2 separate regions of the Homo sapiens genome follow, and region 2 is linked to region 1. The links are chromatin loops, found by intact Hi-C in ENCODE. Cell type or tissue: transverse colon. All regions are shown on one strand. Region 1 overlaps LOC124900954 (a long non-coding RNA gene). Region 2 overlaps GOLPH3 (golgi phosphoprotein 3).

Evidence for each region. Hi-C counts contacts between places; a loop is a spot of excess contacts. Peaks named below come from ENCODE experiments on the same cell type or tissue, not always from the same donor. Only the 100,000 strongest peaks of a DNase experiment are listed, where the experiment ranks them.
Region 2: it touches region 1 in a loop (5-fold over the local background); 1 of 110 quality-filtered maps calls a loop at or near these places.

What each region holds. Positions count from the first base shown.
Region 1 is chr5:32,513,303-32,517,302 of GRCh38, reverse strand. It overlaps LOC124900954 (a long non-coding RNA gene), which reads right to left. Exons shown (of 5, transcript XR_007058719.1): 2 at 74-225. Among named protein-coding and RNA genes, the nearest start is that of SUB1, 70 kb to the left of the region's middle. In transverse colon, no CTCF peak of the experiment used is centred here; no DNase peak of the experiment used is centred here.
Region 2 is chr5:32,162,845-32,166,844 of GRCh38, reverse strand. The region is part of intron 1 of GOLPH3 (golgi phosphoprotein 3); the gene reads left to right. Among named protein-coding and RNA genes, the nearest start is that of GOLPH3, 9.5 kb to the left of the region's middle. In transverse colon, no CTCF peak of the experiment used is centred here; a DNase peak (open chromatin) is centred at 2,199; H3K27ac peaks cover 3,697 bases.

The DNA of each region.
Region 1 (4,000 bases):
ACCATAACCAATTCCTCTCAGCCATACTCCTTCCCTCTCTCATGGCCCACGGGAACCTTCGGCTCTCCTTTACCACTTGGGAGTCGCAGGAAACTTAAGGGATAATTCCTGACTGTCTCCAACTAGTCTCATGATGCCACCATCTCTTCTGTTCTCCTCATGTGGTCGTGGGTCACATCTGCCAGTCTGCCACCTTCTTAAAATTCTAGATGATCTTTGACAAACCTGAGAAAAACAAGCAATGGGGAAAGGATTCCCTATTTAATAAATGGTGCTGGGAAAACTGGCTAGCCATATGTAGAAAGCTGAAACTGGATCCCTTCCTTATACCTTATACAAAAATCAATTCAAGATGGATTAAAGACTTAAACGTTGGACCTAAAACCATAAAAACCCTAGAAGAAAACCTAGGCATTACCATTCAGGACATAGGCATGGGCAAGGACTTCATGTCTAAAACACCAAAAGCAATGGCAACAAAAGCCAAAATTGACAAATGGGATCTCATTAAACTAAAGAGCTTCTGCACAGCAAAAGAAACTACCATCAGAGTGAACAGGCAACCTACAAAATGGGAGAAAATTTTCGCAACCTACTCATCTGACAAAGGGCTAATATCCAGAATCTACAATGAACTCCAACAAATTTACAAGAAAAAAACAAACAACCCCATCAAAAAGTGGGCAAAGGACATGAACAGACACTTCTCAAAAGAAGACATTTATGCAGCCAAAAAACACATGAAAAAATGCTCACCATCACTGGCCATCAGAGAAATGCAAATCAAAACCACGATGAGATACCATCTCACACCAGTTAGAATGGCGATCATTAAAAAGTCAGGAAACAACAGGTGCTGGAGAGGATGTGGAGAAATAGGAACACTTTTACACTGTTGGTGGGACTGTAAACTAGTTCAACCATTGTGGAAGTCAGTGTGGCGATTCCTCAGGGATCTAAAACTAGAAATACCATTTGACCCAGCCATCCCATTACTGAGTATATACCCAAAGGACTATAAATCATGCTGCTATAAAGACACATGCACACGTATGTTTATTGTGGCATTATTCACAATAGCAAAGACTTGGAACCAACCCAAATGTCCAGCAATGATAGACTGGATTAAGAAAATGTGGCACATATACACCATGGAATACTATGCAGCCATAAAAAATGATGAGTTCATGTCCTTTGTAGGGACATGGATGAAATTGGAAATCATCATTCTCAGTAAACTATCGCAAGAACAAAGAACCAAACACCGCATATTCTCACTCATAGGTGGGAATTGAACAATGAGAACACATGGACACAGGAAGGGGAACATCACACTCTGGGGACTGTTGTGGGGTGGGGGTAGGGGGGAGGGATAGCATTGGGAGATACACCTAATGCTAGATGACGAGTTAGTGGGTGCAGCTCACCAGCATGGCACATGTATACATATGTAACTAACCTGCACATTGTGCACATGTACCCTAAAACTTAAAGTATAATAATAATAAATAAATAAATAAATAAATTCTAGATGAGACGCAAAGCAGAAGCTCATGTTGCTCTTAGATCTGCGGACATAAAGAGGGGTTCTTATCACCCAGGCCCATTGACAATGAGAGTTGGGGGCGTACTGTATGGCCCTTATACTCTTCCTAACTCTTCAACTGCTTTATTCTTCTTGACTTGAAGGATTTTTCCTAGTTGGGGAGAGAAAGACTCAGGAAAAAAGGATTCCTGCCATTTGCAAATCCTTTCAAGTTTTCCATCTTAGGTTAAACTCTCAGCTCTACAATTGGAAGCTGAGTCTACTCTGTCCATTTCTGGCTTTCTCCTGAGACCCATGGTATACCCGTGTTCCCTGGTCTGAACAGGGTGGTCAAAGGAGAAAAAAAAACACCACTTTATTATTCAAGAATGTACATACACACATGTGTGTGTATATGTGTGATATTTATATTTATACATCAACTTATTGAAGAAGTAGACACTTAGAAGGAAACACTCTATCTGGTCACTAGACCACCACTAATAATTACGTGTTCTCTCCTCCATTATCCAATTTCCTGTCCCCCTGAATGCTGGCCAGCACCTCAAATAGATGGCAATTTTTCTGCCCAACTTTGCATTTCTAAATGATCTCAGCTTTGGTGCACCTGCCAATGAAAGGTTGAAATAAGCTTCCACTGACCACAACTGCTGGGCATGGACATAAATAATAAAACAAGGAGCAATTCCTGATGAATTGCTGGTTTCTTGTGTACACCCCTACTCCCATCGTGTGGCAGCAACCTCATTTCCCTTTTCACAGTGTCATTCACCCCAGCCGACACCATTACCCTTTTTTGCCTGCTTATGGCTAGGATAGAAACCATTATTGTGTCCCCTATGGGAAGTATTCCTCCCTTAGAGAGTAAGACCACTAGCTGAGCATGGTGGCTCACCCCTGTAATCCCAGCATTTTGAGAGGCCAAGGTGAAGGATCGCTTGAGCCTAGGAGTTGGAGAGCAGCCTGGGCAATGTAGTGAGACCACATCTCTATTTTTTAACAAGAGTTTTTAAAAATTAAAAATAAATAAATAGGCTAGGTGTGGTGGCGCATGCCTGTAATCCCAGCTACTCAGGAGGCTGAAGCAGGAGAATCACTTGAACCTGGGAGGCGGAGATTCCAGTGAGCTGAGATTGCACCACTGCACTCCAGCTCGGGTGACAGAAAGAGGCTCCGTCTCAAAAAATAAAATAAAATAAAAGTAAAGTAAATAAATAAATAAATAAGAGAGCAAAATAAACAAGACAGCAAAGCCCAGAGTTGCATACATGGGAAGCAAACATTTTATAATTTAGTAATTAGGTAAAACTTTGAAAGGCACCACCGCCAAATCCTGTACCTGTATTTCCTTCTAGGTATCAGATGCTTCAAGTTCCTAAGTACATGATAAAACTAGTTAACTGTTAGCATGATATCTCATTGTCTTTTACTTTCCTTGTGAAGTGAGTTCCTTAACTGAGGACTTATCTCCCTCAAACATTTGGACCATCGTTGTATCTCCTGGGTCATACAGCAGGTACCAATTGGTACCTCCTCTTCTTCTGCAGTCTGGATGAGCTAGAGAGGCTTCTCTTGTTCTGTACCCAAATAAGGCTGGCATATCTGAGTTCACCAGGTCAATGGGTTGAAGCAAGGCAACCAAATGTGTTCTCTGTTACCTCTAATATGCAAGGAGCCCTATCAATTGGAGAGGATTATCTATCGATATTTCAGTCCACTCCACTAGGTCCTCTCCTAAAGTTTATTTTTCTTCCTGTTTTTAGAGACAGGGTCTTGTTCTGTCACCCAGCCTGGAGTGCAATGGTGCAATCACTGCTCACTGTAACCTTGAATTCTCCAGATCTAGTGACTCTCCCACCTCAGCCTCCTAAGTAGCTAGAAGTACAGGTGTGCACCACCACATCCAGCCAATATTTAAATTTTTTGTGGAGACAGGGTCTCATTATGTTGCCCAGGCTAGTCTCAAATTCCTAGTTTCAAGTGACTCTCCCACCTTGGCCTCCCCAAACACTGGGATTACAGGCATGAGCCATGGCGTCCAACCCTCCCCCAGAAGATTAACTGAGGTAGCAAGTCCTTGTATTTTCATAGGATTTATTTCTCACCTGCTAGCACATATGGGTCTAAGATATCTAGATCAACATCTGTGATACCGGTTACTTCTTATTTCCCAGGCCTTATATGTGTGCTATATTCAATGTAGACCAGCCTTGTGTCTTGTGGGTTGGTGAGATGGTCAAGATCCCTACCGGACGGACTCAATATATCCCTGAGGCAGCATGGTAAAAGTATATATTTCTACTAGGTGAAAGCTAACTATTTCTGGAATACCCTTTATCAGAATGGGTAAGAAAATACACTTGCTAGATCAGTTGCTGGTGCCAGGGCCTGTGTTAATATGCTCCAAACGGGAGACTATGTCTTGGCCTGTCACTGTGGGAGGAGTTATCAACT
Region 2 (4,000 bases), 350 kb after region 1:
ACAGTGCTTGTCCTCCTCCTGCTTTTTTTTTTTTTTTAAGATGGAGTCTTGCTTTTATCACTCGGGCTGAAGTGCAATGGCACCGTCTTGGCCCACTGCAACTCCGCCTCCTGGGTTCAAGTGATTCTCCTGCCTCAGCCTCCCAAGTAGCTAGGATTACAGGCGCCTGCCACCATGCCCAGCTAATTTTTGTATTTTTAGTAGAGATGGGGTTTCACCATGTTGGCCAGGCTGGTCTCGAACTCTTGACCTCAAGTGATCCGCCCACCTCGCCTTCCCAAAGGTCTGGGCATGAGCCACTGTGCCCGGCCATGCTGCTGCTTTTTAGTAAGTGTCCTGACAAGTGCCAAAAGTGGAAACCTGGCTTCATTTTGAAATTGATGTTTTTGGCTTCAGGTTTCTCTTATCAAAGCTGGGAAGACTGCAACCTGTTTTAATAGCATTGTACAGTATTACAATGTAATCTAGTACATTTTGAGGTTTTTGACTTAGGTATTACAAATATATTTAGAACATAGGCTATTTCTCTTCCCGTTTGGTAAACCTCTCATCTGCAAAAACACAACTAATATTAAAGTACAGTGTATTGCCAACAAGGATGTTTCTGGTCACTTTTAAGAATAACATTTTAAACAACAACAAAAAAATTTACTTATTTTTAAACTTAATGCATTGTATTTGATTTACATATTCCTTTAATGGAGAAGTTCTTAAATTGGAGTGAACAGAGCTGAGAAACTTTGTGAATTCTCTGCAGTTGTGTGTTTTCTTGGGGAAAGAGGACAGAACTTTCATTAGATACTCAAAGCATTTAGTGAATCAGGAAGGTTAAAAATTACCAAACAGGAACTGTTTGTTTTAGCTTAAGGTTTTCGTCTTTTCTTTTTCCTTCCTGAAAATTAACTACAGAAAATTCCAGGTTTCCAGGGTTGTAGCGAGTTGAATTTTAAGTGATTTGAGATACGAAGTCCACATTTCTGTGGCCTGTCTAGAGGTTCTCATCTTGCTAAATGACATTTAGAAGCAGCATAACTGCTTCTAATCTAGGATTACCACACATCTAGGATTCTAACAGTTTTCATCCATTCATCAAATGTTTACTGAGCACATGCTCTGTGAGAGGCCCTTTACTAAGTACAAATTCACTGAAGAACATGTCTGTCTTCAAGTTCATTCATTTTAGTTCTGTGTGTCAAAGCTCATATAGTAAACTACAAAACTAAATTATGTTGCTGTTCTAGAATTTTTTTTTTTTCTCTTCTGAGACAGAGTCTTGCTCTGTTACCCAGGCTGGAGTGCAGTGGTGCAATCTATGCTCACTTCAACCTCTGCCTCCTGGGTTCAAGCGATTCTCCTGCCTCAACCTTCTGAGTAGCTGGGATTACAGGCACTCACCACCACACAGGGGTACTTTTTGTATTTTTAGTAGAGACAAGGTTTCGCCATGTTGGCCAGGCTGGTCTCAAACTCATGACCTCATGTGATCCACCCACGTTGGCCTCCCAAAGTGCTGGGATTACAGACATGAGCCACCCTGCCTGGCCTGTTCTATAATTTTTTGATGTCATATATTTCAGGCTGGCATTTGGCAGTCACTCAGTACAATGACATTACTCACATTAAGAATACATAATTTACCTAACCCTGGCAGGTGTGGTGGCTCATGCCTATAATCCCAGCACTTTGGGAGGCTGAGGCAAGGGGATTACCTGAGGCAGGGAGTTAGCGACCAGCCTGGCCAACATGGTGAAACTCCATCTCTACTAAAAATACAAAAATTAGCCAGGCAGGGTGGTATGCACCTGAAATCCCAGCTACTCGGGAGGCTGAGGCAGGAGAATCACATGAACCCAGGAGGTGGAGGTTACAGTGAGCTAAGATCATGCCACTGCACTCCAGCCTGGGCAACAGAGCAAGACTATCTCAAAAAAAAAAAAAAAAAAAGAATACATAATTTACCTTATTAAGTAAGCTAATATTATTTATTAAAGTAAATTTACTTATTAAATAAATTTACTTAATACATTTACTGTATTAATTAAGTAGATTACTGGCTTTATTAAGTAAATTATGTATTCCCAGTGTGGTAATGTCATTGCCAAGGGAGTGAAACTTGGTTCTGGGCGTGGTAGTGAAAGAATCGTACTCTTGGCCGGGCGCGGTAGCTCACCCCTGTAATCCCAACACTTTGGGAGTTGAGGCGGGTGGATCACGAGGTCAGGAGATGGAGACCATCCTGGCTAACATGGTGAAAGCCTGTCTGTACTAAAAAAATACAAAGAAATTAGCTTGGCGTGCTGGCGGGCTCCTGTAGTCCCAGCTACTCGGGAGGCTGAGGCAGGAGAATGGCGTGAACCCGGGAGGCGGAGCTTGCAGTGAGCCCATATCGCGCCACTGCACTCCAGCCTGGGCAACAGAGTGAGACTCCGTCTCAAAAAAAAAAAAAGAATCTTACTCCTCTTATGTATAAAAAGGCACACTTACAGTGTACAAACAAATATGTATATTCCATCATATTAAAATTTCATGGGGGAGAAGATAATGAGGAAAAAATCTGGAAGTACTTCTTAAGGGAACAGTGATGAAATAAAGGGTGAGAAACATTGAAATAAGTCACTATGGAAAATTATAAGCTTGTGCTTAGTTGAGGTTTAGAAATCTTTTTCTCTGATAGGAATTTTTATTGCAATAGAATTTGGCTTGTAGTTCAGTAGGAAGAGGAACAATTTTAGCATACTGAACTGCGTGTAGGAACTTATGAGTTAAAGTTTTAAGGTAAAAGTTATTTTTATTGATAATATATAGGCAAACTTTGTATTCCACCACTACCTTCTGGGACAGATTAGAAATTAAGAAACTGTATGTAAAAGTTGCTAATGGTTATTTTTACTCTGGTTTCATTTTCTAGTTCCAGTTTCTTAAATGGAAATGCTAAACAGTTTATACCGTATTAACAAAATAACCTCAGAAATAACACTTAAGAACTTAAATTTCAGTTCAGTCACTGAATGGAGTATACCATTTAATTTTTGTCTATACCATGTTGTGTAGCTAAAGTGAAATTAGAGGTTATTTAGTATTTATATGTTCCGTTTAATCCAAGTATTGAACAGCTTCTCTGTGCCATTCATTCCCTTTGCCAGATGCTGGGGTTACAAAGAAAAAAAATATATATATATATGTATATATTTTTGAGACCAAGTCATGCTCTGTCGCCAGACTGGAGTGCAGTGGCATGATCTTGGCTCATGCAACCTCCTCCTCCTGGGTTCAAGCAATCCTTGTGTCTCAGCCTCCCAAGTAGCTGGGATTACAGGCACATGCCACCATGCCCAGCTAATTTTTGTACTTTTAGTAAAGACGGGGTTTCACCATGTTGGCCAAGCTGGTCTTGAACTCCTGGCCTCCCAAAGTGCTGGGATCACAGATGTGAGCCGCTGTGCCCCCGGCCACAAAGAAAAATTTTTTGCTTTTAAGGAGCATTCAGTCTGCATAGAAGACAGATTTGCGAATGATTTCAATAAAGTGAATTATTAACTTTATCCTGCCTGCCTCTTCTGAGTTACTAACTTTTATGGGAGTATGTGTTAGGTGCAGTAAGGATGTACATAGGGAGGATGCTTTGGATCAGGACCTGCAAGACTGCTGTGTTCTTGACACCTAGCCTTGCCCTTGAGTAGTTGAAAGAATTAGAATAAATATTTTGAATTTTAGAACCTTAGTTTTCTCCTGGGCAAAATGGGCCTACTTTTTTATTTTTTATTTTTGAGACGGAGTCTCGCTCTGTCACCCAGGCTGGAGTGCAGTGGTGCAATCTTGGCTCACTGCAAGCTCTGCCTCCCGGGTTCACGCCATTCTCCTGCCTCAGCCTCCCGAGTAGCTGGGACTACAGGCGCCTGCCACCACACCCGGCTAATTTTTTGTATTTTTGGTAGAGACGGGGTTTCACTGTGTTAGCCAGTATAATCTTGATCTCCTGACCTCGTGATCCGCCCGCCTC